Regions from separate parts of the Homo sapiens genome. Here all the other regions are linked to region 2. A link is an interaction called in ENCODE POLR2A ChIA-PET data of the cell type or tissue named here. Cell type or tissue: HepG2. All regions are shown on one strand. Links, peaks and the distances in the headings refer to the core of each region. The heading gives the core; the rest is flanking DNA. Region 1 overlaps MIPEP (mitochondrial intermediate peptidase). Region 2 overlaps TNFRSF19 (TNF receptor superfamily member 19). Region 3 has its middle 11 kb from the start of TNFRSF19.

The links. Peaks named below come from ENCODE experiments on the same cell type or tissue, not always from the same donor. Only the 100,000 strongest peaks of a DNase experiment are listed, where the experiment ranks them.
Region 1: POLR2A ChIA-PET joins it to region 2 with 5 read pairs; 2 of 35 experiments call an interaction of 5 or more read pairs at or near these places.
Region 3: POLR2A ChIA-PET joins it to region 2 with 8 read pairs; 3 of 35 experiments call an interaction of 5 or more read pairs at or near these places.

What each region holds. Positions count from the first base shown.
Region 1 is chr13:23,774,283-23,784,436 of GRCh38, reverse strand. All of the region lies in intron 16 of MIPEP (mitochondrial intermediate peptidase), which reads left to right. Among named protein-coding and RNA genes, the nearest start is that of PCOTH, 110 kb to the left of the region's middle. RefSeq lists enhancers at 6,754-6,803, 7,584-7,633. In HepG2, for the core only: no CTCF peak of the experiment used is centred there; a DNase peak (open chromatin) is centred at 5,336.
Region 2 is chr13:23,648,879-23,659,032 of GRCh38, reverse strand. The region is part of intron 5 of TNFRSF19 (TNF receptor superfamily member 19); the gene reads right to left. Among named protein-coding and RNA genes, the nearest start is that of TNFRSF19, 84 kb to the right of the region's middle. RefSeq lists enhancers at 4,238-4,377, 4,618-5,119. In HepG2, for the core only: no CTCF peak of the experiment used is centred there; DNase peaks (open chromatin) are centred at 2,162, 4,402 and 4,732; H3K4me3 peaks cover 1,095 bases.
Region 3 is chr13:23,554,535-23,564,688 of GRCh38, reverse strand. No RefSeq gene overlaps it. Among named protein-coding and RNA genes, the nearest start is that of TNFRSF19, 11 kb to the left of the region's middle. RefSeq lists enhancers at 2,555-2,784, 4,015-4,194. In HepG2, for the core only: no CTCF peak of the experiment used is centred there; a DNase peak (open chromatin) is centred at 5,458; H3K4me3 peaks cover 685 bases.

The sequences.
Region 1 (10,154 bases), core at 2,867-7,866, 120 kb before region 2:
ATATGGCTAGCCAGTTTTCCCAGCACCATTTATTAAAGAGGGAATCCTTTCCCCATTTCTTGTTTTTGTCAGGTTTGTCAAAGATCAGATGGTCATAGATGTGTGGTGTTATTTCTGAGGGCTCTGTTCTGTTCCATTGGTCTATATCTCTGTTTTGGTACCAGTACCATGCTGTTTTGGTTACCGTAGCCTTGTAGTATAGTTTGAAGTCAGGTAGCATGATGCCTCCAGCTCTGTTCTTTTGGCTTAGGATTGTCTTGGCAATGCGGGCTCTTTTTTGGTTCCATATGAACTTTAAAGTAGTTTTTTCCAATTCTGTGAAGAAAGTCATTGGTAGCTTGATGGGGATGGCATTACCTATAAATAGGGCATTACCCTATTTATAGATGGGGAATCTATAAATTATCTTGGGCAGTATGGCCATTTTCACGATATTGATTCTTCCTATCCATGAGCATGGAATGTTCTTCCATTTGTTTATATCCTCTTTTATTTCCTCGAGCAGTGGTTTGTAGTTCTCCTTGAAGAGGTCCTTCACATCCTTTGTAAGTTGGATTCCTAGGTATTTTATTCTTTTTGAGGCAATTGTGAATGGGAGTTCACTCATGATTTGGCTCTCTGTTTGTCTGTGATTGGTGTATAAGAATGCTTGTGATTTTTGCACATTGATTTTGTATCCTGAGACTTTGCTGAAGTTGCTTATCAGCTTAAGGAGATTTTGGACTAAGACAATGGGGTTTTCTAAATATACAATCATGTCATCTGCAAACAGGGACTATTTGACTTCCTCTTTTCCTAATTGTATACCCTTTATTTCTTTCTCTTGCCTGATTGCCCTGGCCAGAACTTCCAACATTATGTTGAATAGGAGTGGTGAGAGGGGGCATCCCTGTTTTGTGCCAGTTTTCAAAGGGAATGCTTCCAGTTTTTGCCCATTCAGTATGATATTGGCTGTGGGTTTGTCATGAATAGCTCTTATTATTTTGAGATATGTCCCATCAATACCTAATTTATTGAGAGTTTTTAACATGAAGGCTGTTGAATTTTGTCAAAGGCCTTTTCTGCATCTGTTGAGATAATCATGTGGTTTTTGTCTTTGGTTCTGTTTATATGCTGTATTATGTTTATTGATTTGCATATGTTGAACCAGCCTTGCATCCCAGGGATGAAGCCCACTTGATCATGGTGGATAAGCTTTTTGATGTGCTGCTGGATTCAGTTTGCCAGTATTGAGGATTTTTGCACTGATGTTCATCAGGGATATTGGTCTAAAATTCTCTTTTTCGGTTGTGTCTCTGCCCGGCTTTGGTATCAGGATGATGCTGGCCTCATAAAATGAGTTAGGGAGGATTCCCTCTTTTTCTATTGATTGGAATAGTTTCAGAAGGAATGGTACCAGCTCCTCCTTGTACCTCTGGTAGAATTCAGCTGTGAATCCGTCTGGTCCTGGATTTTTTTTGGTTGGTAGGCTATTAATTATTGCCTCAATTTCAGAGCCTGTTATTGGTCTATTCAGGGATTCAACTTCTTCCTGGTTTAGTCTTGGGAGAGTGTATGTGTCAAGGAATTTATCCATTTCTTCTAGATTTTCTAGTTTATTTGCGTAGAGGTGTTTATAGTATTCTCTGATGGTAGTTTGTATTTCTGTGGGATTGGTGGAGATATCCCCTTTATCATTTTTTATTGCGTCTATTTGATTCTTCTCTCTTTTCTTCTTTATTAGTCTTGCTACTGGTCTATCAATTTTGTTGATCTTTTCAAAAAACCAGCTCCTGGATTCATTGATTTTTTGAAGACTTTTTTGTGTCTCTGTCTCCTTCAGTTCTTCTCTGATCTTGGTTATTTCTTGCCTTCTGCTAGCTTCTGAATGTGTTTGCTCTTGCTTCTCTAGTTCTTTTAATTGTGATGTTAGGGTGTCATTTTTAGATCTTTCCTGCTTTCTCTTGTGGGCATTTAGTGGTATAAATTTCCCTCTACACACTGCTTTAAATGTGTCCCAGAGATTCTGGTATGTTGTGTCTTTGTTCTCACTGGTTTCAAAGAACATCTTTATTTCTGCCTTCATTTTGTCATGTACCCGGTGGTCGTTCAGGAGCAGGTTGTTCAGTTTCCATGTAGTTGAGCAGTTTTGAGTGAGTTTCTTAATCCTGAGTTCTAGTTTGATTGCACTGTGGTCTGAGAGACAGTTTGTTATAATTTCTGTTCTTTTACATTTGCTGAGGAGTGCTTTACTTCCAACTATGTGGTCAATTTTGGAATAAGTGTGATGTGGTGCTGAGAAGAATGTATATTCTGTTGATTTGGGGTGGAGAGTTCTGTAGGTGTCTATTAGGTCTGCTTGGTGCAGAGCTGTGTTCAATTCCTGGATATCCTTGTTAACTTTCTGTCTTGTTGATCTGTCTAATGTTGACAGTGGGGTGTTAAAGTCTCCCATTATTATTGTGTGGGAGTCTAAGTCTCTTTGTAGATCTCTAAGGACTTGCTTTATGAATCTGGGTGCTCCTGTATTGGGTGCATATATATTTAAAATAGTTAGCTCTTCTTGTTGAATTGATCCCTTTACCATTATGTAGTGGCCTTCCTTGTCTTTTTTGATCTTTGTTGGTTTAAAGTCTATTTTATCAGAGACTAGGATTGCAACCCCTGCCTTTTTTTGTTTTCCATTTGCTTGGTAGATCTTCCTCCATCCCTTTATTTTGAGTCTATGTGTGTCTCTGCACATGAGATGGATTTCCTGAATACAGCACACTGATGGGTCTTGACTCTTTATCCAATTTGCCAGTCTGTGTCTTTTAATTGGAGCATTTAGCCCATTTACATTTAAGGTTAATATTATTATGTGTGAATTTGATCCTGTCATTATGATGTTAGCTGGTTATTTTGCTCGCTAGTTGATGCAGTTTCTTCCTAGCATCGATGGTCTTTACAATTTGGCATGTTTTTGCAGTGGCTGGTACCAGTTGTTCCTTTCCATGTTTAGTGCTTCCTTTGGGAGCTCTTGTAGGGCAAGCCTGGTGGTGACAAAATCTCCCAGCATTTGCTTGTCTGTAAAGTATTTTATTTCTCCTTCACTTATGAAGCTTAGTTTGGCTGGATATGAAATTCTGGGTTGAAAATTCTTTTCTTTAAGAATGTTGAATATTGGCCCCCACTCTCTTCTGGCTTGTAGAGTTTCTGCCAAGAGATTTGCTGTTAGTCTGATGGGTTTCCTTTTGTGGGTAACCCGACCTTTCTCTCTGGCTGCCCTTAACATTTTTTCCGTCATTTCAACTTTGGTGAATCTGATAATTATGTGTCTTGGAGTTGCTCTTCTCGAGGAGTATCTTTGTGGTGTTCTCTGTATTTCCTGAATTTGAATGTTGGCCTGCCTTGCTAAGTTCGGGAAGTTCTCCTGGATAATATCCTGCAGAGTGTTTTCCAACTTGGTTCCATTCTCCCCGTCACTTTCAGGTACACCAATCAGACGTAGATTTGGTCTTTTCGCATAGTCCCTTATTTCTTGGAGGCTTTGTTCATTTCTTTTTACCCTTTTTTTTCTAAACTTCTCTTCTCGCTTCATTTCATTCATTTGATCTTTAATCACTGATACCCTTTCTTCCAGTTGATCGAATGGGCTACTGAAGCTTGTGCATTCGTCACGTAGTTCTTGTGCCGTAGTTTTCAACTCCATCAGGTCATTTAAGGACTTCTCTACACTGGTTATTCTAGTTAGCCATTCGTCTAATCTTTTTTCAAGGTTTTTAGCTTCTTTGCAATGGGTTTGAACATCTTCCTTTAGCTCGGAGAAGTTTGATCATCTGAAGCCTTCTTCTCTCAACTCATCAAAGTCATTCTCCATCCAGCTTTATTCCGTTGCTGGTGAGGAGCTGTGTTCCTTTGGAGGGGGAGAGGCGCTCTGATTTTTAGAATTTTCAGCTTTTCTGCTCTGTTTTTTCCTCATCTTTGTGGTTTTATCTACCTTTGGTCTTTGATGATGGTGACGTACAGATGGGGTTTTGGTGTGGATGTCCTTTCTGTTTGTTAGTTTTCCTTCTAACAGTCAGGACCCTCAGCTGCAGGTCTGTTGGAGTTTGCTGGAGGTCCACTCCAGACCCAGTTTGCCTGGGTATCAGCAGCGGAGGCTGCAGAACAGCAAATATTGCTGAACAGCAAATGTTCCTGCTTGATCATTCCTCTGGAAGCTTCGTCTCAGAGGGGTACCCGGCCGTGTGAGGTGTCAGTCTGCCCCTACTGGGGGGTGCCTCCCAATTAGGCTACTCGGGGGTCAGGGACCCACTTGAGGAGGCAGTCTGTCCGTTCTCAGATCTCAAACTCCATGCTGGGAGAACCACTACTCTCTTCAAAGCTGTCAGACAGGGACATTTAAGTCTGCAGAGGTTTCTGCTGCCTTTTGTTTGGCAATGTCCTGCCCCCAGAGGTGGAGTCTACTGAGGCAGGCCTCCTTGAGCTGAGGTGGGCTCCACCCAGTTCCAGCTTCCTGGCCACTTTGTTTACCTACTCAAAGCTTCAGCAATGGTGGGCGCCCCTCCCCCAGCCTCGCTGCTGCCTTGCAGATCAATCTCAGACTGCTGTGCTAGCAATGAACGAGGCTCTGTGAGTGTGGGAACCTCTGAGCCAGGCGCGGGATATAATCTCCTCGTGTGCCGTTTGCTAAGACCGTTGGAAAAGTACAGTATTAGGGTGGGAGTGATCCGATTTTCCAGGTGCCATCTGCCACCCCTTACCTTTGCTAGGAAAGAGAATCCCCTGACCCCTTGTGCTTCCTGGGTGAGGCGATGCCTCACCCTGCTTTGGCTCACACTCGGTGGGCTGCACCCACTGTCCTGCCCCTACTGTCCGACGAGCCCCAGTGAGATGATCCTAGTACCTCAGTTGGAAATGTGGAAATCACCCGTCTTCTGCGTCACTCACGCTGGGAGCTGTAGACTGGAGCTGTTCCTATTCGTCCATCTTGGAACTGCCCCCCCCATACACCTTTTTAAATGTATTTGTTTTATGGTTTTTTGTTGTTGTGAATGGGATGTTTATCCTCCCACCTTTTTCTAGCTGATTATCACTGATACATAAGGAAGTTACTTGTTTTCATTTGTTGATTTTTGTGGCTGGAAATTCTAATGAAAACATACTATCTTTGATACCTGCCACAATTTCGGGGTTTTCTACATACACATCACTCACAACATTTGTAAATAACATTTTTGCTGCTGCTTTCCAATAGCTGTACGTTTCTGTTTGTCCTCAGCTGATTCAATGGCTTGAACTTTCAAACTGTTGCTAAATAATAATAGAAAAGGCAAACATCCTTATTTGGCATGTTTCTGGTTTGACCTATGGTTTGAAAGAGTGCTAGTGTGTGTACTTGAGAGAAGAGAACATTCCAGGATAAAGAGTGGGCATATTCAAATTAACAAGAAAGGATTGAGAAAGTTATGTGTGGAAACAGGTTGTACAAAGCTGAAGCTCTGTGTGGAGGAGTTACAACATGAGTAGAGGTGGCTCCTCTGAGGAGAGTGAGATTAATCAGATATGATGGATAATTCAGGCATACTGTAGAGTGTGGTGTTGTAGAATCAGGTGAGCTAGGCGTGAGATCTTCATCAGTAAGATGGTGATATCTAAATCACAGGACTATGACTGAAATAATGTATGATCAAAGCACTTAGCCCAGTGCCTGGCACCCAGTAAACACTAAGCAGATGTCATGTATTATTATTATTATTATTGTCAGTATAATAAAATAATGTAGAGCTTGAAAGGGGAATTGAAAAAAACGGGTAATTGACATGATAAAAATGGTATGTATAAATAAAATCAGTTGCACATAGGATGTGTCAAAGCAAGAAAAACAAATAGACCAAAATTGATGGGAATCTGTGTGTTCAGCATTCTTTCATTAGTGAGTTTTGAGGGAGTCTCTGCTCCCCAAGGCTAGCCATTGGCCAGGCCACCAGGGGTCCCCATGATAATGCACAGCTAGTTGCTTGAGCATGGTTATGGTGATTCGTGCCCCCAACAGCCTTCCATGACCATATGTGATTATTAATGTGCTAGAATAGTTTATCTTGGTGTCTTGCACACATCATGATTTGTAATGTATATATTTAATAATTATAAAAGAAAGCAGTTATTTGCTTTCTTTAACATACATTATCTTCAAATTCCTAACTTAGTGATGATGCAATCATTCTTTTCACATGTGTATGTTTTTTTGTGTCTTGGGGAAGCTTTGAAATACTTGCTGATTTATGGAGAGTGAAAAGTGAACCAGACTTTCTCAGAACATTTAGAAAAACTCAGACACTCAAAAGCTAAAATCAAACAGTATTTGAAATGATTTATACAATTGCAGCCATAACTTTTTCCCACTTAAGCCAAAGTACGTCTAAACAATCCTTTCATACTGCTAAGTCCTTTAAATGGAAGCAATAGATGTCTATAAATCAAATGATAGTTTACATTTATTTCATAACCACTTTTTCTAACCCATTTTCCCTCTTAAAACTTAGTATGTCCTCTAAGAAGTTGAACACTCTGTCCTGATTGAATTTAAATGAACATGAATAAAGAAATACATTAAAATATTTTAGAGAATAATATGCTGCCACAGTTAGTTTAGAGAAGCACAGTACTGAAGGCAAGTAGAGTAACACTAGGTGCAGTGGAGTTTGCTTATTTGAAATAAGGTAATTCAGCTCTAAGCTCATCAGTAGTGAGTAATAAACATGATTACTGCAGTGGAGTCAATCTCAAACTAGTCTATTGGACTAATCCTTGGAATTCACAAAACACTCTAATCTTATTTTTTAATAACTTCTTATCTCAAAATAGTTTATGTTCGTAAGTTGCAAAGTACCTTTCACCCAGCTTCCCCAGTGATAACATTCTGTGTAACCATGTGTACCGTCAAACCCAGGAAATTAACTGTGGTACAATACTGTAACACAGTAATCTGAATTACTTTCACATCCTCTATTTGTTCATTATGATTACTTCAGAAATTCACTGTCTTTTATTTTCTAGGATGGTGCATCTCAGAATGGTTAGCAAAACATAGTTTATAAGTTTAACCTACAACCTATGACTCCTTTTGTTCTGTTTAGATGATAACCAGATTTTAAGTGCATCATGAAGACAGGAACAACAGAAGCAAGATCAGTAGAGACTTGCACATCACTGGGACTTGCCCTGCATTCTGATGCTACCATGTTAGAGAAACACAAATACTTTAAAGTGCTCAGAGTTGAGAGCCACAGCAGCCATTGCTGTGTTTATGGTCCACTTGCCCCATGGGTAAAGTCAGAATAAGCCACGAGATCACCCATCTTAAGCATTTTCACCTGCCTTTATATCCTTGACTTCTCTTTTTACTTTAGTAGCACTGATTTTTTAATCTGTCCTTGAACTGTTTACTCACTGGCGTTTAAGCATTTTGAGCAAACCTGCAGTAAGAAATGCATTTTACATTATGATCTATTGTACAGATACATGTATGTACATTTAGGTGTATATGTACATATATGTGGGAGTGAAACTGAAACAAAAGTACCACAAATCTAAAGTTACCCTCTGTGCTGTGCACTATATATTTTCTGTCCCATTTTCTTCTTTTTTTTTTTTAATGCAGGTCACAAGCTACTGTACAGATTTTACAAACCATTAGTAGATACTGGTGCACAGTTTGAAAAATCTCCATGTTAACTTATCCTGCCCAGTGATTTTGCTTATTCTACTTTCTTTCCCAAGTCAACCATAAAACCTTTTTCCGATAGAGATGTTTTAGAACTAAATTATTTAGAACACTAAAACCACAACTTTTATTTAATCCCACCACCACTTCTCCTCATGTGTGTTAATTCATTTGAATGACATCTTTCAGGATGGATGATATATACATGTACAAGACAGTGTGAAAAATGATACAATGCAGTGCTGTGAGAACACTATTATAAATAGAGAAGTGTTGAATTTTGCCTCGTGGAGTCAGAAATGACCATTAATCTGGGCTTAGTTGCTTCTGCTTCAGATTTTACCCTAGCTTAAGCCACAGTAGGGAGGAGGGAGTGAGGAACAGGTAAGGTATGATAGAAAGTGGTTAGAGAATATATTAGTCCTGGTTGCTTGATGATAGGGAACTTGGAACAGAAGGGAGGGGCTGTTGTTTGGGGGTTGAAAATCAGACTGGGATCAAGTCCTGAAGAGTTCTTTATGTCTGCTCAGAGGCTTATATATGACTGGGGAGGGAATAGGGAGGCCTTAGAGGTTTGAAGTTTGTAAGCAGAGAAGTGACATGAGCAGATATAAGCTGCAGGCAAAAAGTTAAGGTTTCAGTATGGGTGATAGATGGGGGGTACAGAGATTGAAGGCAGGGAGAAAACAATCTATCCAAGAAATAGATGAAAACAAATAGAAAAATACAGTGAATATGACCATATACTTAAAAACATCTGTTTTTTAATCTGCTGGAATGATCTACATCATTTTGATAACATTTTATTCTTCTCTCAGCAACACATTTACCAAAAAAAATTCTTTTAAATATTTTATCCAGAGTTTAGTTGTTTCATTCAGGACTGTTGGAAATAGCAGACCCATTATGCTGATGAAACAGAAGTTCCTCCATTTGATTTATCTCTTCTTCCTGTGTTTTTGCTTTATTCTTGGAGATTGCCTTGATTTTATCCTCCTGCTCTTCCCACTGTTTTTGGTTTGGTTTTTGTTTTTGTTTTGGCAAGGATATTTTTATTTCTGGTAGCTGCTGCCTGTTCTTGTCTTCATTTTCCACAGCATTTTGGTTTTGTTTAATGAATGTAACTTTTTTTGGTAAGTAAAACATATATGCACATAGACCCTACGTACCCCAAAGGCCTTACAGTTTAGGCAAGAGGTGATGAGGATCTAAACCTGGGCATTGAGGATGAGTATGGAAGGGAAAAACTACAAGGAATATATTGAGATAAAATTATCAGGACTTCAGGATTGATTGGCAGTAACTGCGGATAAGGAATCAAGAGTCAATGCTGATCCCCAGCCTAAAAAGAGCACCTAGAAAAAGCCCACAGCTGACATTATACTCAGGGTGAAAGACTGAAAGCTTTCCTCTGAGATGGGAATAAGACAGCAATGTCTGCCATTGCCCCTTCTATTCAATATTGTACTGGTGGTTTTCACCATAGGAATTTGTCAAGAAAAAAATTAAAAGCATTCATATTACAAGGAAGAAATAAAATTATCTCTCTGCAGATGACATGCATGATCTTGTATATAGAAAATCCTAAGGAATACACACACACACACACACACACACACACACACACACACACACACACAGAGAACTGATAGGCTGGGTGCAGTGACTCATGCTTGTAATCCCAGCATTTTGGGAGACCAAGGCAGGTGGATCATTTGAGGCCAGGAGTTCAAGACCAGCCTGGTCAACATGGCAAAACCCCCCTGTCTCTACTAAAAATACAAAAAATTAGCCGGGCATGGTGGTGTGCACCTGTAATCCCAGCTACCAGGGAGGCTGAGGCAGGAGAATTGCTTGAACCTGGGAGGCAGAGGCCGCAGTGAGCCGAGCTCATCCCATTGCACTTCAGCCTGGGCAACAAGAGCAAAACTCCATCTCAAAAAAAAAAAAAAAAAAAAAAAAAAAGAACTGATAAACCAGTTCAGCAGGGTTGCATGGTATGAGATCAATATGCAAAAATTGTTTTTCTGTATTCTAGCAATAAACAACCTAAAAATTAAATTAAGAAGACCGTTCTATTTACAATAGCATCTGGAAGAGTAAAATACTTAGGAATAAATTTAGCAAAAGAAATTCAAGACTTGTAAAGTATAAACTGTAAAACATTATTGAAAGAAAGAAGACCTAAATAAATGGAAAGATGTCTCATGTTCATGGATTGTAAGACTTACTATTGTTAAAGATGGCAATACACCCCAAATTGACCTACAGATTTAACACAATCTCTATCAAAACCTCAGCTGCTTTTTTTTATAGAAAATGACAAATCTAATAAAATTTCTCACGGAAATGTGGGAGACCCAGAATAGCCAAAACAATCTTGAAAAGGAACAAAGCTAGAGGGCTCACACTTCCCAATTGAAGCAGTTACTACAGAGCTACAGTAATCAAGACTGTGTGGTGCTGG
Region 2 (10,154 bases), core at 1,643-6,642:
GGGTCAGCATGCTCTGAACAACTGCAGATGCAGTGTTTATGGCGAAGCTGGCAGGCACCCTTACCAGTGGCCTTCCCATGCTGTGAGAAAACTGGCATGAGATATTTAAAGATGGCTCAAGCACCCCCTCCACCCAGAAGATGTCTTTAATGGGACACCTTTACCCGGCACCCCACAATGTGCAGGGTGTCCCTCTCCTCTGTTCCCAGAGCGCTACGGACACACAATCCTCAACACATTGTGTTACTAGAATCTGCCTTCAGCTCCACCAGAGCAGAATTCTTTGTGAGCTGGGGGTCTGTCATCTTTACCTCTGGTTGCCCAGTACTTGGCATGTGGCAGGGAACTAATGTTTTGTACTTAATTGGAATTACACCATATTTTTAAGCAGACTGAATGCATGTATGCTTTTTGGGGCAACTTTAGGGGAAAACAAGGAGTTGGATCATCCAGAACCTTACAGTAGACCCCAGTTTTTGAGACAGTAAACATCTCTGAATGCCTTAGCTGTTAAACTACTGGAAAACATCTAAGTTTTGGAGAAAAGACTAATACTGTTATTACACTATGGAAAGGCCGGCATAGTCATGTGCTAAGAAAGTCAAGAAATAGATCTTATTTTAGAGGGCAGTACTGCTTTGTGGTTCAGGGCAGATTCTGAACCCCATGGCCTGGGTCAACCTCTACCTGTGTGACCTTGAGACACTGACTGGAATTTCAAGTTGCCATCTGTTCAAATGGAGGTAATAATAGTGACTGGCTCATGTGTTATGTAAAGTGTGTGGGACTGGCTGTGCTGTAGAATCATTAGCCACTGTAATGATGATGATAGTAATTACCATTTTAAAACTATCCTGAGGGTACCAGGATAAACAAACTCATTTAAATCAGAGATCTATATCTAGTGCAGTTAAACAGCATATCCTACTTAACTAACCCCAAAATAATGAGAGAAATGGATTTAAAAGGGGCATGAATCTACACAGAGGGGCAGTTACATTTTCTCTTTCCCAAGCAGATGCCCTGAGTGAGCTGAGGGGCCCTCACTCTGCTTCCCCGGCAGGTGCTGCTCACCACAGGAGCCTCCCCTCGACTGAAGATTACTCCAGGTAGAGGTATAATGTGTGCTTCACATGTCATTTCAGGTTGTCTAGGAACCACATTTAAAACGTAAAAGAGAGGCAAGGTGCGGTGGCTCATGCCTGTAATCCCAGCACTTTGGGAGGCTGAATTGAGAGGATCCCTTGAGCCTATGAAGCTGCAGTGAGCTGTGATCGCACCACTGCGCTCCAGCCTGGACGACAGAGCGAGACTCTGTCTCAAGAAAAAAAGAAGAAGAAGAAGAAGAAGAAACAGGTAAAATTAACTTTAGTCTATTTTACTTAGCCAATATATCTTAAATATTGCATTTCAATATGTATTCAATATAAAAATTATTTATGACATATTTTGCGTTCTCTATTTTGTATTAAAATTTTAAAATCCGGTGTGGTTTTAAAGACACAGCTCATCTGAATTCAGACTAGCCACACTTCAAATGCTCAGTAGCCACATGTGGCTAATGGCTATCATAATGGACACTGCAACTCTAGAGATTGAAGGTCTGTGTCTATATTTGTACAAGATGGCACCTAAACACAAGCCAATTTGTCATCTGGTGCCTTTCTCCTTCTCCCTGGCTACACACCCCTCACTCCCAATAAGATCGTATGACACCTGAGACTACAGCCCCAGAGAGAAACACTTGGGTTAATATTACTGAATCATAAAAACAGGATAGCAGGAACTATCATCTTGGAGCATGAGTCTTGGTATTTCCAGTCTCAGTGATTCTAGGCCACACATATAAAAGTCTCTTATTGCCATCTGGGAAGGCACACACACCATATGTTTTGGGCTTAGATGAATAAGGCTCATAATCCAATCATACATTTTAAAGGACATTTATTTGTAAACATGTTTAATATTCACAAAATATATTTCATCACTTCTAACTCTATAGAACACTATAATAAGCAAACGGCACACACTAAATGTTCATTATACAGCAAGCTAAAAAAAATTACAACCCTGACCTGATAGAGATTAAATCTAATCTGAAACAGCCTCTATCACTGGACAGAGTCACAAAAGGCCATATGAGCACAAGCACAGCTGTGCAAACACTGAAAATGCATAACTGGAGAGGAACTTGCATCCCACGCAAGTTGAAATAGCAGCCACAGAGAAGGGGAAGTGACTTGGAAATGAAAGCATTATCCATCTGGACCAAATGGTGAAGCTGTGGGAAGCTGTCATTTACATTGGTGAGGAAGGCGTTCACTTCAGAGGGAGAAGAGTCTCCTTAGCTTAAATTTTTGCTCAAATAACCCAGCCCTACACAATATGGGGTTTTGGCAATAGCTGTCGTAAAAATGAAGCTTAATACATGATTTGAGTGGAGGACTTCAAAGTTCTCAACTGTTGTAACCATTAAGCTCATCAATTGACACAAAACTGGATATTCAGAAAAATCCTGGTAAGAATAGGGATTTTGGGTTAAAGTAGTATCATAATTAGAGTCCTTTAAGTTCTTATTGTTTAAAATCCTTCTATAATACATTCGTCAACTTATTTTCCTTAATATAAAAGGAACTGTCTCTAACTTACAGATAGGTTAAAATGTCCCAAAAGTGGAGATTTTCTTCTTAATTTGGTGGTTTGTAACTCAGGATTTATGTTCTCTAAACGTGTCTTGTTAACACATATCTAATACTATAGGGCACAATACTGTAATGTCAATGATATATAGTTGCCACAGTAATATCAATTTTAAAGGAAAAGTACATCCAATATGCCCCTTCTCCACACATTTCCCCAGGCAGTGACATCTAAAGATGAACAAGAAAAATATACAAGTTTTACTTCTTGATTTTTGACACCTATATAACAACAGGCATCTTATTGATCCAAACACCCTCAGAGAGTGCTCATGGGAAGTAGGGCTCTGGAAACTGCCTTCTTGATTCTTGTTTATATGTATGAGTTTATGGTAACACTCAGAGCAAACATTCTTTTTTTCTAGGAAATGGGTTCGTCATTTTTAGTTCATCATTTTTAGCTTTGTCACATATAGCAATGCAGACATAAATAGGAGATTGAACTGAATATCATTTGATTTTAGAACAGCTCTAGAAACTAATTCTTTTTAGTTTCTAGTAAAAAAACTATTTTCTTATAATTCTTTATGACTTGAGCAGCAAAAAACAAAAACAAAAACAAAAACAAAACAAAACCAAAAATAAGGGGGGGGGGCAGATTTATACTAGCTATATAAAGTGGCTTCCACTCTATAAAGTTTTTGTTAATTGAGATATTGCTGATAATTCCTAAGAAAAGAACTTATCTACGCTAAAGGAAAAGGTATTGTTTTGCTAACCTGTGGCAATGATACTGAGATGAAAGATTCTTTCCACTCACATGCCTTGACTAAATGCCCCATTCTAGTTCACTAAGCAGACTGAATGCCAGCCAGGAATTCTGCCCGTATCTTATTAGGATTCCGAAAGTACTTCTGAAGAAGTGGAAATAGGAAGGTCCACATGCCTTGGAAAGTTTTTAACTTTTCTGGAATACAAAATATTTCTTACTCTAACCAATTAAGTTATTAAATTCCACCATAATGTTAGCACTACCCTTTAGCAATTTACTTCAGAGCAAGGATTGTTTTCTTTCAGCTTAAATTTTACCTACATTACATGGGTTCACTTTTATATTATGCATCTCCTTAGGAGTTCAACTCAACTGAACAATTATGTCCTGAGTGTCTATTACGAGTACGACATCCTACAAGGCATTAAAAAAGTTTGAGGAAAATCTGAATAGAAGAAAAGGAAATGGAGGTCTCCAGCAAAATCTGCCAAGTGTTTTTATAAAGTCCCATCTGAACTTCTTTGGAGTAGACCAAGGTGCAGAAATCCATATCCTCTCCCCACATTGCATCCCCTAAAGAGCTTCAAGCATAGCTGGAAAGCCTTGAAACACATCTATTGGAGAGACTTGTCACACTGGACAAAGGCAAGAGCAACTTCTCAGATGCTGCAAATGAGGAACCTATTTGCAAGCCACAGAGGTGGCTAAAACATGGACACTAGCTTCTGTAGACACAGCTTCTAACACACCTTCAGTGCCTCACCCTCCTCACTAGGTAAAGTGGTGAGCGTTCATTGATGAGCTTCATTTGATACCCAAGAAAATCAAGACCTTGAGTCACATGCTCAAGGTTACACAGCAAAGCAGAGGCAGCTTGAAAACTGGATTCAGGCCTTCTGAGCCCCTCTAGTAGACCGCACTGCTCCACAGATGCAGGTAGCTTCTGAGATCAAAACATTCTGTTGGGTAATGATAACCAAAGTACAGCTCATGTTTGTTTATGTAAGGGCCCTGCTCATTTCTGTGGGGAGAACTCAGCCAGGCCACAGAGCAGTCACAGGGCTTTCCAGACTGCAGAGCTGCCCCAGTGTGCATGGCAGCTGGTTCCGCAGGAGTTCACCTGCCCACAGAGATGTTCGGGGTCCTCCGCCTTCCCATTGGTCTTGGTGTCTGCATGACGGGCCACTGTGATCAGACGTGGGGGCAGTAAGCATGCTGAGCAACGTCTGGGTGTCCTGGGGCAGGGGCGGGGGGCATTCTGTGGAGGTGACTGCATCTGGAAAGGGCCCAAGTAGGGAGGGAAATGGGAAAGGATGTGCACAGGCAGTCACAGCTGGACTCCGCCTGGGCTTGCCAGGCTCCCTCCTCTGCCTTCTACTGCTACTCCCTACTTGCTTAACCTCTCCAACTTCCTACTATGCAATGTTTAAAAACCTGCTCAACAAAACATCCTTCTTCCTGGAGAATTTTCCTAACAAAGGGCCCCATTCAGGCGGGGCTGCTTGGGAGGAAGGGAACTGTTGTCCAAAACCTGGCTCTTGCCACTTTCCACCCTGGCCACAAACAAGACTTTTTTTCACAGCTCTTAATCTCAGTTTCCTCCCTGGGCAAGCTCCTCACGCAGACACCAAGACCCACTGAGGCAGAAGGGCCTGAACATTCTATTAGGGCAGGTGAGCTCCTGCAGAACCAGCTGCCAGGCACACTCCAATAGATCTGCTGCCCAGAAAGTCCCATGGCCACTGTGGCCTGGCTGTGCTCTCCCTGCAGAAATGAGCATGGCATTTACATGAAAGATGAAGTAGGATACTTGATTTCACTACTCTGAAATTTTCTTTCCAGTCTGATCTGCTCTCTTGAACTTCAGAGTCATGCATCTCACAGCCTACTTGGCACCTCCACATGGATAAAGATGCATCTCAACTCACCATGTCCAAAGCACGTGCCCCCAACTACAAGCAAATCCCTCAACACACTCCCTGCCCCTCCCACAGATCTTCCTCACCTGTCAGTGCCTCTGTCCACAATGCTCCCCTAGACTGCCGCAAGGACTGCACCTCAGCTGCTGGAGTCCTTCCGCAATGTCACCACCTCAGTGAGGCTTCCCACCAATCTATTTACAATTGCAGTTTCTCCCCAGCACTTCCTACCCACTGCCCTGCTTTCTCTTCCTTCACAGCACTGACGATCATCTGACATTTTGTATACTTTACTTGTTTGGTTCACTGTCATTCTCTCCCAAGGTAGGAGTTGGAGATCCCACCCTGCTTCTCAAACACACCCACCAGGCTCGTCGTTAAGCTAGGTCCAGCAAGAAGCCACACTGCAGCTGAGCCTGACCATATCCAGGTTAGAGTCAGTGGGGACGAAAGTGGGCAGAAGGGGTGTGGGTTATGTGTGGGTCAGCTTCACTTAGGGAGCCATTGCTTGACCTAGACTTGCCCCTCACTGTGAGCTGGGAGGTGAATGCAGCAGCCAAGCCTTGATCCTCTGTGGGAAGCAGATGTCTAAGGCTGGCTTAGCACAGGGGGCAGGAAGCTGGGCTCTGAGACATCCTGACGCAGAGCTGCTTTCCCAGGCTGAACTGCTAAATACGAGACAGAGAAACTTCTATCTTACTTAGGCCACGATATTTCTGGGTCTCTTTGTTACAGCAGCTTAGTATTTATCCTAGCCAATTACATCTCCCACAGAAAGGACAGGGAGTTTTGCTTGTATTTTTAACATCTATAAGGGTTCCTGGCACACAGCTGGTGCCTGATAAATATGTGTTAAATGACGGAATGAATGAATGTCTATGAAATAAAAGGAAAAATCCCAAGTATTCCAGAAAGATGACTTAATGGGGACTTGTCCAATCAATAAGATGAGATTATGCCAATGATGTGTTCATTGGTTGTCTAATAACCTTCCACCTTGGGCTATGTCGCTAATGACAATGCAGATGGAAACAGCTGGAGCAAAGAACAGTTTTGTTTGCATGCACTTAGTTTTTGCAATTAATCAGGCCATGCATGAGAGAGCAAGGGTGGCTCAGATATATATCAATAGAGAATCCATGTAGACCATTGACCACATCCTTGGAATGAATATCAAACAAAAACTTAGCCTTCTCTAGTCCATTTTAAGTAGCGCTTCATGGAGTCATCACAGAAGGATCTTATTATATGCCAAATGTAATCTTAGTTAACAATCTATATAAAATGATGACTGATTTATAATGAATGCCCAAAGAAGAAAACGGGAAGACCTTCAGGAGGTGAACCACTTCTTCCAACACAAGTGCTTTGGTACCAATTTCAGGAACTATCAGGTGAGCTGGATAATGGGGACAGTTAAGCATTCACATCATTTTACCAAATTAGTCGTATTAATCTGACATTTTTACTTACTCCCAACAGTAGACAGAGGTATGGAGAAAACAGTGAGTGCCTAGAGAGCAGTTAACCACAGGAACCTATATTTGTCTTTTGTACAAAAGTTAGCTGAATTATCATCAACACCATCACAGCTACCATATAACCACAAGTGCAGGGGCCAGCCCCTACATACCCACTTTCTGGGCGCTGTAATAACCCTGTGCAGAAAGGATCTCATAGATGGAGAAGTTGATATGTATCTGTACATACTTTTTAATGCCAAACAACCATTAGGTGGCTGGATCTAGATCTGAGCTCAGGTTAGTTTGACTCTTAAAACTTATGCTTTTTTTTTTTTTTTTTTTTTTTAGCATGTTATGTTCTTTCCAACCATTTAGAGTAAAAAAAAAAAAAAAAAAAAAGACTATAGTGTGAAGGATTACTGGTTCAGATTCTGTATAGACCAGTATATTCTAGTTAATCAGCTAACACATACAATATAGCTTGACCTAATTTAAAACACAAGCATGACTTTACAAATCCAACCTGTTTTATCTAAACCCTAGATTAAGGAGGCTATTGAATTTTATTGCAGTAAAAAACAACATATGGCTTATAAACTTCATTTTATGTGTTATTTTAAAGCTCTATGTGGTATCATAAAATGAGCATTAAATAAATGTAGTAGGGAAGATCAAGTTGTAAATGAACTAATTATGCTTTCTGTCTGGGCTTCCACCTTTGAGATTTCATTAACGCCTTATGTTTTCATTAGAGAGTTTAGCACATGAAAATAACACATCTGGTTTCCTTCTGTATAACATATCACTCTGGCAACTCCAACATAATTGGAAATGCAAGCATTTTTACTTATTGGTGACTATGTTTTGACACATGCAATTCAATTAGCAATTAGCAATAAGTACTGGAATATAAGCACAAAAATGAGACATTTAAAAATATTTTTCACTGAAATATTTTATCTTTGACCTTCATATTTGCTTCAAGTAAACTACAATTCAATCCATTGCTTTCTGTGCTCTTCTACCAGCACCAGTACCATCAAAAAGCCCAAATCAAATAAAAGTTTAACAAAATTAAAACCTGATGATGAATCTATTTCTAGTCATGCTCTTTAAAAAATTATTAACAAAGAGCTCTCTTCAATCTTAATTGAGACAAGCATACAGTTCTGAAGTGTAAGCTTTATCTTGTTAATCTAAACTGGTTAAGCAAAAATATCTATGTAACACTCAACATACAAATTCCAGATCTACCACTATAGAGTCTGCCAATAAACAAAATAGTTGAATTTGTAAAATACACTTTATACCAAGCACTCTGACACTGGATACATGTGAAAGAAGAAGGCTTCGTCATTTATGTTTTTTATATTTTAGACTTTAGTCTTAGGACTATGTTTCTTTTTCAATAACCAAAAGAAATATTATTTCCAAAAAAAGCTTGTTCTGTTTGCTCTTCCATTTATATCCATAACTACATTTTTTAAATTGAACTGATTTAAAATTATAGTAAAATAGACATAAGATTTACTATTAAGAAGCTGAATACATTCACAATGTTATGCCACCATCACCACTAATTCTAGAACATTCTTATCTCCCCAAAAGGAAACCCCATACCCATTAAGTGGTCACTCCCTTTCCCCCATCCCTGCAGCCCCTGGCAAGCCCTAATCTGTTTTCTGTCTCTATGGATTTGCCTATTCTGCATATGTCATATAAATGGATATACAGTATTATACAGCCTTTTATGTCTGGCTTCTTTCACTTAGTATAATGTTTTAAAGGTTCATCCACAGTGTAGCTTGTATCGGAGCTTCACTTTTTAATGACTGAATAATATTCCATTGTATAGATACACCACATTTTGTTTAGCCATTTCTCAGATGATGGACATCTTGGTTTTCCCAGCTTTGGCTCTTGTGAATAGTGCTGCTATGCACACTCATGTACAAGATTATTCCACATATTTAAAAACATTCCACAAAGATACATTGTACTTGTTTCACCTGCTATCAAAAGATACATTATTGCCATTACACTAAAGATTATGTTAATTAATAAGTCAGTCAAAAATACTTCCTAAGCAAGAGCTAGGGGAAGAATGGAGGGATTTTATGCCAGAAGAGCTGTTTGGGGTCAATTCCTGTAGGGATTTACAGCTGCAGTGAGAAGTCTGGATTCTATTCTAAGAATGACAGGAGGTACTCAACATCAGAATACACATTCTCTTCACGTGTACATGGAACCTTCTCCAGGACAGACCACCTGTTAGGTCACAAAACAAGTGTCCATAAGTTTGAAAAGACAGAAATCATACAAAGTAGCTTTTCCAATCATAAAGGAACAAAATTAGAAATCAATGAGAGAATGAAAACTGGAAAGTTCACAAATATATGAAAATGCAACAATATACTCTTAAATAATCAATGGGTCAAAGAAGAAATCACAAAGAAAATTAGGAAATACTTTGAGGTGAATAAAAGTAAAAACACAACATACCAAAACTTATGGAATACAACAAAAGCAGTGCTCAGAGGGAAATCTGTATCAATAAATTCCTACATTAAAAAAGAAGCAAGATCTAAAGTCAGTAACTTTACCTTCCACTTTAAAACATTATGGGAAAAAAAACCAAACTAAGCTAAAAGGTAGCAAATGAAAGGAAGTAAGGACTAGGGCAGAGATCAATGAAATAGAGAATAGGAAAATAATGGAAGAAAAAAACAAAAGTTGACTTTTTGAAAAGATCAGTAAAATCTACAAAACTTTAGACTAAGTAAATAAGAGAGAATAGTCAAATTACTAAATTCAGAAATGAAAGAGAATATTACTAAAGTCTTTACAGAAATAAAAAGGATTATAAGACAATACTATAAACAGTCATATGCCAACAAATTGGACAAATTAGATAAAATGGAAAAATTCCTAGAAACACATAAACTAACAAAATGGAAGAAACAGAGAATCTGAATTGATCTATATAACCGAAGAGATTGAATCAGTAATCAAATACTTCCTGAAAAAGAAAAGCCCACAACCTGACAGCTTTACTGGTGAATTCAACCAAATACTTAAAGAAGAATTAACTCCAACACTTCTCAAACTCATCCCAAAAAATGAAGAGGGGAGAACACTTTTAACTCATTCTACAAGGCTAGCATTACTGCATGCCAAAGCCAGATAAAGCTGCCATGAGGGAAAAAAACTACAGATCAAGATCCCTTATAAAGATAGAGACAAACATTATCAACAAAATAGTAGCAAATTGAATTCAGCAGCATATTAAAAGATTATACACCACGACCAAGTGGGATTTATCCCAGGAAGGCAATGGTAGTTAATCATACAAAAGTCAATC
Region 3 (10,154 bases), core at 3,376-8,375, 96 kb after region 2:
CCTTGGCCTCCCAAAGTGCTGATGTGAGCCACCGCACCTAGCCAGACTTCTATGGATTTTGCCTAATATATAATAACATGTGTTCACCATTACAGTTTTGTACAGAGTAGTTTCACTGCTGTAAAAATCCCCTGTGCTCCACCTATTCATCCCTCCTTCCCCTAGAGCCCCTGGCAACCACTGATGTTTCTAAAGTCTCTATAGTTTTGCCTTTTCCATAATGTTATATAGGTAGAATTATATGGTATGTAGTCTTTTCTGATTGGCTTCTTTCTTAGCAGTATGCATTTAACTTTCTTCTATGACTTGCTGTGACTTGATAGCTCGTTTCTTTTTATTGTTAAGTATTCCATTGTCTGTATATAGTTTATCATTCACCTATTGAAGGACATCTTGGTTGCTTCCAGTTTTTGTGATTATGAATGAAGCTTCTATAAACATTCATGTGTAGGTTTTTGTGAGACTATAAGTTTTCCCTAGGAGCATGATTGCTGGATCATGTGGTAAGACTGCAGTTAACTTTTAAAGAAACTGCCAAACTGTCCTCCAGAGTGACAACAACATTTTGCATTTCCACCAGCAATGAATGGCAGTTCCTGTTGCCCTGCAGCCTTGTCAGCATTTTGGGTTATCAGTTGCTGTTGATGATGTTTTTAATTTTAGCCACACTAATAGGTGTGTAGTGGTATCTGTTTTAATTTGTAATTCCCTAATGATGTATGGTGTTGGGCATATTTTCATATGCTTATTTATCATCTTATATCTTCTTTGGTGAGGTGCCTGTTCAGATCTTTTGCACATTTTAAAACTGGGTAGTATGTTTTTTTATTATTGAGTTTTAAGAGTTCTTTGTACATTTTGGATACAAGTTCCATATCAGATATGTGTTCTATAATACTTTCTCCCAGTCTGTGGCTTGTCTTTCTAGTCCCTCAGCACTGTTAGCTTCAATTCTTAAAGGTCCCTCAGGCAAAATTGGAAATTAGAAATACTTATCCAAATTACCAGCTAATAGAGCAGCTAGTGATTTAAACAATCTGTCAAATCCAGAAGGTGCCAAAGAAGCAAACTGTCTGTGAATCGGGCAAAACTATCTGTTACATGGTGGTTCTGATACTGACAACAACAGCAACTACCACAACAAGGACAAGTTAATTCAGCAGATACACACATGCACACCCTGCATCAGTGATGGAAAGGGTGCTTTATGCTGGAAACTGCCGCAGACCATCCAACTGCACCCAGCTGCCTTCTGCTCTCCAACTTTTCATAAGTGACTCCAAGTCACTCTTACCTGCCATATTGCCCTCTAAATACTTTACTGAGCCCAGGCTAGTTTTCAGAGAAGCTATCCAACTCATGTCTTATAATTAATCAAATGTTTTCCATTTCCTTTTCTGCCTCCTCAGCATTTATCCTGATTAATATACCAGGCTAATTACGAATCTTGGTTCTCAGTAGAGTTTGATAATGCTAACAAAAACTGTTGGTGAAACAGCAGGAAAATGCAAAAGGAGGCACTAAGAAACATCTTCAGAATAATACTACCACTACCAAAAAAAGATCTGCGCTTCATCAGGAAGTAAGTTAGATAAAGACAGGCACGCTCTTAAAAATTGATTCAAGAAATGCCTATCTAAATAAAGTCAAAACATTTAATAATGCAACCACCCATCCAATGGAAGGGCACCCAGCACATAGTTGGGGCATTAAATACACAGAATAGTTAGAGTAACTGGTGAAAATCAGGAACCCACAAAATCTATTTTGGAGGAAAAAGGGAAAATAAAGTGGTCCTGCTAAATAAAATTGAACTGTAGTGTCAGGAGGTAATATAGATGGAGAATCCTTCAATTTCAGAGAATGAGAAATAAGAGAATGTTTACAAATACAGCTTATAGTATATTTTGAAAAGAAAATTCCTAAGGCCAAATTAGATTTTTTTTCTCCTCTAATACACGATAGAAAATAAAGGCAGTTTTAACTGTGTCAGAAATCCTATTTGGCACCATACTCAGCTTATCATAAAATTGCTTTGTAAAAACTTTTTGTTTTGAGATAATTTTAGATTAAAGAGGAATTGCAAAAGTAGTAGAGGACGTTCTCATATATCCTCCACCCAACTTCTTTGTATGTGAACAGGTTACATAATTATAGAACAATTGTCAAAATACTAATCTTGGTACAATACTGTCAATTAAACTACAGAATCTATTCAGAAGATTTACAGTGAACCATTCTATGGGTTTTGACAAATGCACAGTCATGTGTCCATCACCATGGTTCCATCACCCCCAAATCTCCTCATTCTGTCTCCCTTTATATTCAACTCCTCCCCACCTTTGTTTGTTTTAAGATGGAGTCTCGCTCTGTTGCCTAGGCTGGAGTGCAGTGGCACAATCTCAGCTCACTGCAACCTCTGCCTCCAGGGTTCAAGCGATTCTCCTGCCTTAGCCTCCTGGGTAGCTGGGATTACAAATGCCCGCCACAATGCCCGGCTAATTTTTGTATTTTCAGTAGAGATGGGGTTTCACCGTATTGGCTAAGCTGGTCTTGAGCTCCTGACCTCAGGTGATCCACCCACCTCGGCCTCCCAAAGTGCTGGAATTACAAGAGTGAGCCACTGCGCCTGGCCTCCTCCCCACCTTTCTAACCTCTGGAAACCACTGCTCTGTTTTCTCTCCCTGTTGTTTTGGTCTCCCTGTGTCAGATTGCTAAGTCATATATGTGAAAGATATAGGTTGTTTTATGAGAATCTTCTGAGCTGTTTTCCAAAGTGGCTGCACCATTTTGCGTTCCTTCCAGTTATATATGGTATTCTTTCTTCCTCAGGTATCAGATTATTATAAAGCATATACTATGGCACAGTTGCTATTTCTCATCAGCAGAAATTGACTACTTATGGAACATTCTTAAGTTTATCAAGGTTACTTCCTATCTGCTGCCTGAGTCTCAGAGTTTAGTTTATATTTATTTTCCAGCTTTATAGGTAATTGAAAAGCAAGTAAGAGATACATATATTATTGGATGTAAATATAAGAAATTTTATGAGAGGAAACTGTTTTAGTCAACTTTTTACCTTCCAGTGTCCTAGTTAGGTAGGCAGATGGCCTCTCACATGGGGTGGCCTTGGCTTGAATTCCAGTACTTATGTGTGAACTTCTGAGTATGAGTAAGTTACTTGAAACTTCAGCTTTCTTGTTTCTAAAATGGGGATGATAAGAGTACCTACACCGAGGGTTCTTGTGAACACCAGAATAGTACTGACATGCAGTAAGCATGGAACACACTTTAACTCTCAGCTATTTAAAGTGTTGCTAAAAAAAATAGCCTTGTCATCTTTGATTGTAGCAGGTGAGAAAAAATTGTTTCCCATCGGAAGAGAAAGTCTCTGTAATTCTGTTTTTTCTAAGCATTTCTCGTGTTGAAACAAAAAAGATATTTTGCATTTTGGCAAACAACATGTTTCATAGCATTTGAAAGTGGAATTTCACTTTCAAATCAAAAGTTTGACTTTGAAAAAAATTATGTAAAATTAAATAGTTAAAGCAAGAAGCAAAAGCCTTATTCTCTATACATATGAGAAATCCGAAGTGTGTTAGGACGTTTTTCAGAGGGAATATTTTGTTCATGTTAAAATTCATTGTTACATATACACCATTCTTTAGATGAAGGTATGAAATTACAATTGAGATTCTCTCAAAATAGAGAGAGAGTACAAAGTTCAGTGGTTGACAGGGACCTTCTTACACAGGTATAGCTAGACAGTAAGCGAGTCTTCCACTATCGCAGGGGCAGGGAGCCCCAAAAGACAGAAGGATGTTTGGTGCTTGGTCCTTCAAGAGTACATGAGCCAGGGGTGTAGCAGAGGCAGGCATCTCCATGGAGACAGGAGGAGCACCTGGGAACACAGGAGAGGTGGTCTGTGTGTGGTGGGGCGGGGACAGTGTTGGGCAGGGCAACATTTTGTGATTCTGCTCTCCTGGAGTGGTGCGGCCTTCCTAAAGACAGAGCAGAGACCCGAGGAGCTGGGGAGACACAGGACTTCTTGCACTATGTCTAAGGGGGGGGTCATCTTGAAGGGCCGGTTGTGAAACAGGTGAATGGTAAATATCAACGAGCAAAAGATGGCGGAAGTCTCGCTGGTGAAGTCAGGAGAGTGATTAAAGGGGAAGAGCCCCAAGGCCCACTATACATGGGACTCCGGCAGGAGAGGCTGTGTGGGCAGAAGCAGAAGGTGTCCAGCCCTGCCTTGAATGTCTTGATGATATGACAGCTTATTTGGGGTCTCTAAGAGGCTGAGGATACTGGGGAACTCTCAGTTTCCACACGGTATTCTGCTTGACTAGCTGCCCTTTGCCGGGTGCTCTGCAGGCTCTTAATCAACTCCCCCAGTTCACAGGCCGGGAAACCAGGGGTCAGAAAGGCTATGTCACTTTCCAAGGTCATGTGGCTGAAATTGACCTCAGGCCTGTATGACTCTAGATCATACTATTTCACTATTATCTTCTGTTAATTAAATCAAATATATTTCTAAAAGGGTGTTTTAGTTTTCACAAGCACAGAGCTCTGCCACTGAAGTGTTAATGGCCTCTGTAAATTGCCCTGGGCTTCTTGGGCCACAGAAATCGGCTACAGGAGGCTTATGGACTCCCCCTTTTAAAAATGTTTAATTTCGAAGGCTGAGGCAGGAAGATTGCTTGAGGCCAGGAATTTGAGACCCCGAACTCTACCCAAAAAAAGTGGTGAGTGCCTGTAGTGCGTGGTGAGTGTTTGTAGTCCCAGCTACTTGGGAGGTTGAGGCAGGAGGATCTCTTGAGCCCAAGAGGTTGAGGCCGCAGTGAGCTGAGATTGTGCCACTGCACTCCAGCCCAGGCAACAAAGCAAGACATATCCAAAAAAAAAAAAAAAAAAAAAACCACGGTTTAAGGTTTAATTTCAAGCATTTTTTTCTTTTTTTGTGATTACAAAACAGCATATTTTATTATAGAAAATTGAACGATTACGGAAAAACAAAGTAAAAAAATTACCAATCTCACCCACAATTCTAATTTTCTTCTTTAAAAAAAATTATGTAAATTTAAATAGTTAAAGCAAGAAGCAAAAGCCTTATTTTGCGCCCAGAGGTAACCCCTGTCAACAGCTGTTGAACACACTTCCAGACAAATATTCTTTGGATTTGAGAACACGAGCATAGCTCAGCAACTCCTGCCGCAGCAGTTCTTCCTTACTGGCAAATACTGGAGAGAGGGAGGTAGCCGTGCTGTGCTTTCTGCCAAGGGTGTTCTTTCTCTCTTATTTATTTAACCTTCTCGTTGGTATCTTAAGTGCTACTTCAGTGTGATATTTAATACGTGAAATGCGTTTCTGCTGCTTTATCTCACAATTGTATCTATGTGCAAAGCTTTATGAAACAAATACCTCTGACAATCACCCCCTTTGTTGGGAATGTCTCTGACACTGGGGGAGAAATTGCAAAATAAGATGCTGTCCTCAAATGAGGTTCCTAAGAAGAAAGGTCTCTTGTGTTGGAACTAGAATAGAAATTGCACCATTTCCTCTCTAAAGGTCTAGCATGAAAAGAGAAACATGACTCAGAGATCAGCACATCAGAGCAGGAGTCTGTAAGAAAAAGTCAAAGGACATGCGCACAGAGAAGGCGAGCGCCTTCCTCCTCCCGACTGTTCCAATCCCATAGCACACGTCCACGCCGCTGAGCCAAGAGGGACATCTCCTCAGTGTATCTGTGCCGGTGTGTGCACACCCCTCACAGGCACCTCACACATACCACACATCCACAGACATGCAAACACAACATATACACATTTCACACACATACACACCTCACATACACCTCACACACACCACACACCACACACACCACTCACACACATACACATACAAATACACCATATACACATTTCACACACATAGCACACCTCACATACACTTCACACATAACACACACCACACACTACTCACACACATACACATACAAATACACCATATACACATTTCACACACATAACACACACACACCACACACCTCACATATATACACATACAAATACACCATATACATATTTCACACACATACACACCTCACACACATACACACCTCACACACATACACTTCACACACACACCACACCATATACACATTTCACACATATACTCACCTCACACACCACACTCACCTCACACACATACACACACACCATATACATATTTCACACATATACACACCTCACACACACACCACAGGCACTCCTCACACACCACACACCTCACACACATACAAATACAAACACACCACATAAACATTTCACACACATACACACATTCACACGCATACATACGCAAATACCTCCAACACATACACACACCTCACACACACCACACACCTCCCACATCTCACACCTCAACCCCCCACACACCTCGCACACACACCACACACACCTCACCCCTCACACACACACACCTCACACACATACACACACACCCCTCAAACACATACACATACAAACACACCACATACATATTTCACACACATATACACCTCACACATACACACCACACACTTCACACACCCCATACTTCACACAGACACACACCTCACACACCACACACATACCTCCCATACCACACACATGTATGCGAACACACCTCACACATACACCACAAATGCACCTCACACAGACCTCACAAACATACACCACACACCTCACACACTATACACACCTCACACACCACAAACACACCTCACACACCACACACACAAATAGACCACATACACATCTCACATATACACACACACCTCACACACACACAAACCACACACAGACACATCCAGACCACACACGCCACACACAAACCCACACACCTCACATATATATACACACACCCCACACACACCATGCAGACATGTAACACACCCACCTCACACACAAACACACCATACACATGCTACACAAACTCACACTAGTGTCTCCTTGTTTCTAACAGCAAAATCAAGCCATCGAGTCACCTTCAGAGTACTTAGCCTCTGTGCTGGAGGGTTTTCAGTGTTTGCATGCCTTCTGATGTCAATATTTTTAGATGATTGTTGTTAAGGTATAAATGATTTCTTTACACGTGACAGTGCAGCCTGAGCTCTCACCTTGGGATAAAGTCTCCAATTTAATTCACTGGATACATGCACACACATACCACATACCACATACACACTTCACACCCCACACCCCATGCATCACACATGTACACACCACACAAATACCACACAGAAACACACCACGCACATCACACAAACACTTCATATACCTCACACATGCACACACACACCTCTCACAGACACACGTGCACACATCTCATACAGACACCCCCTATACACCCCACACATGCACACACACCTCACACTATACACACATGCTACACAAAGACACGCTCCACACAAACATGCCACACACACCACACACACACAACTCACACACACATCTCACATAAACACACACTTCACACACCACACACGTACAAATGCCTTACACAGAAACACACACCTCACAGACACCTATCCCTCACACACTTCATACAGACGTATACAGTCACACACACAACACACACACCCCTCACTCACACACTATACACACCTCACACAGGTACACATACCACACGTGCCATACACACACTCAAGCACATGGACACTTTTTTTAAACAGGTGCTTATAATATCCTCTACTATATTGTTTTATAACCTACTTCTGTAGATTAAAGATATCAGAATGCTAGCATATTTCTTTATTGGTAGACATTATTTCCAACCGGTTATGGTGAACGACATCATAGTTCATACCTTTGTTGAGTGTGCTAATATTTATACAGGGAAAATTCCTACAAGATTGCTCGGTTTGATGGTGTGCACATTTGAAATGATATGGCACTTCCACTCTACTCTCAAAAAGGTCGGATCAGTGGATGATATTGCCAGCAGTGTGTGAAATGAAAACACGTTGTGGACGCAAAACCTCACCTTTGCTAGCATTGAATTTTATCAGTATTTTCAAATCCTTGTCAATTAAATAGGTGAAAATATTATCTCATTGTTTTAATTTGATTAATATTATTTTAATTTGAATTCTTTATTAGATTATAAGTGAAGTTAGACAATTTTTCAAATATTGACTGGCCATTTGTATTTCCACTATTACGATTTCCTATCTCTTTTTCTATTATTTAGCATGTTCTGACTGATTCGAAACAATTTTATTTATTTATTTGAGACAGAGTTTCATTCTTTTGCCCAGGCTGGAGTGAAGTGGCGCCATCTCGGCTCACAGCAACTTCTATCCCCCGGGTTCAAGCGATTCTCCTGCCTCAGCCTCCCTAGTAGCTGGGATTATAGGTGCCCGCCACCACGCCCGCTAGTTTTTGTATTTTTAGTAGAGATGGGGTTTTGCCGTGTTGGACAGGCTGGTCTCGAACTCCTGACCTCAGGTGATCCACCCACCTCAGCTTCCCAAACTGCTAGGATTATAGCACCCGGCTGATATTTATGTTTTAAGTAATAATGTAGATCTCATATATTTGCAAATATTGTCTCCCAATCTGCTGCTTGCATTTTAAGCTTGTGTGTGTGTGTGTGTGTGTGTGTGTATGTATATAACACAATCAATCAAATAGATTATTCTTGGCTCATGGTCTACTATTGTTCACGTACAGACTTTTTTTTCCCTGATTTGTTTTATTTGTTGTATTGTATTATATTGTATTTTACTTCATTTTGTTTTTCCTTCCATTCTCATGTTGAATTTTGTTTTCCATTCCCTTCCCCCAGTATTACTCATGTGCATTTTACATTTCTTTTTCCCCTAATTTCTGGATTTTGTGTTAGGATTAGGAAAGCCAGGACTTCTCTGAACTGGAGTCTCCTTGTCGGTAACAGCAAAATCAAGCCATCAAGTCACCTTCAGAGTACTTCATTTATGTGCTGGAGGGTTTTCAGTGTTTGTATGTCTTCTGATGTCATTTTTAGATGATTGTTTTTAAGGTATAAATGATTTATTTACACGTGACAGTGCAGCCTGAACTCTCACCTTGAGATAAAGTCTCCAATTTAATTCAGAAGTGCACTAGCTCATCACCTTTCCTAAGAGGGCAAACAAGCATTTCCTTCACCATGCCCCAAAGTCTCAGCCCCTTTGAATCCATTTTCCTTATGGTCACCATTAAGAATCATCTAAAATCTCCCACAAGATCCTGTCATTCCCTTTACCTATAGGGTGGAGCCCACACTTGCTTACACAGGGGCATGTCGTCTCCCCTCCACTGAGCCTCCAGCCTGGTTCCTTTGCAACTCTGAGCTTTGTATTCCACAAACCCTATATTGTTTCTCAACGTGCACCCAATGCCTCGCACAGTGCCCAACACAGGGAATACCTAAGGGTGGCATGTACTAGGCACCAAAAGAGCATTTGTTGAATGAATAAACAAGCGAGTGTGGATGCATGCATTTAGTTCCCTGTGTGCTGGCCTCTCCTCTGTGCCTTCCTGGCACTGCTTCATCCAACACCTCCTGACCCCCACGTCTCCTTGCTCTCCTTCCTGCCCAATTCTGTCCCATCCTTCAAGTCCTCCACATATGAGGAGCTGGTGATGCACAGGGGATTGCATATTTGTCATACATTGACAGCGAGATTATAAATTGGTACAGGACAATGTGGCTGTATTTTTGCATTCTAGTCTTGGGAATGCAACCTACATGTGCAAGGGTAATTAAGAAGACTGTCTTTATTTTTTTTTTTCCCAGAGACAAGGTCTTGCTCTGTTGCCCAGACTGGAGTGCAGTAGTGCAATCATGGCTCACTACAGCCTTGACCTCAAGCAATCCTCCCACCTCAGCTTCTGGAGTAGCTAGGACTACAGGTGTGAGCCACCACACCTGGCTGACTTTTTATTTTAGTGTCAGAATCTTGCTATGTTGCCCAAGCTGGTCTCAAACTCCTGGGCTCAAGCAATCCACCCACCTCTGCCTTCCAGGTAGCTGGATTATAGGAGTGAACCACCATGCCCAGCCATCCATTTCAACATTATGTGTGTATTCACCTTTGCTCTCAGTAGAGAAACTTGGAGATTAGAGAAAAAAATATCGCTCATGGTGCC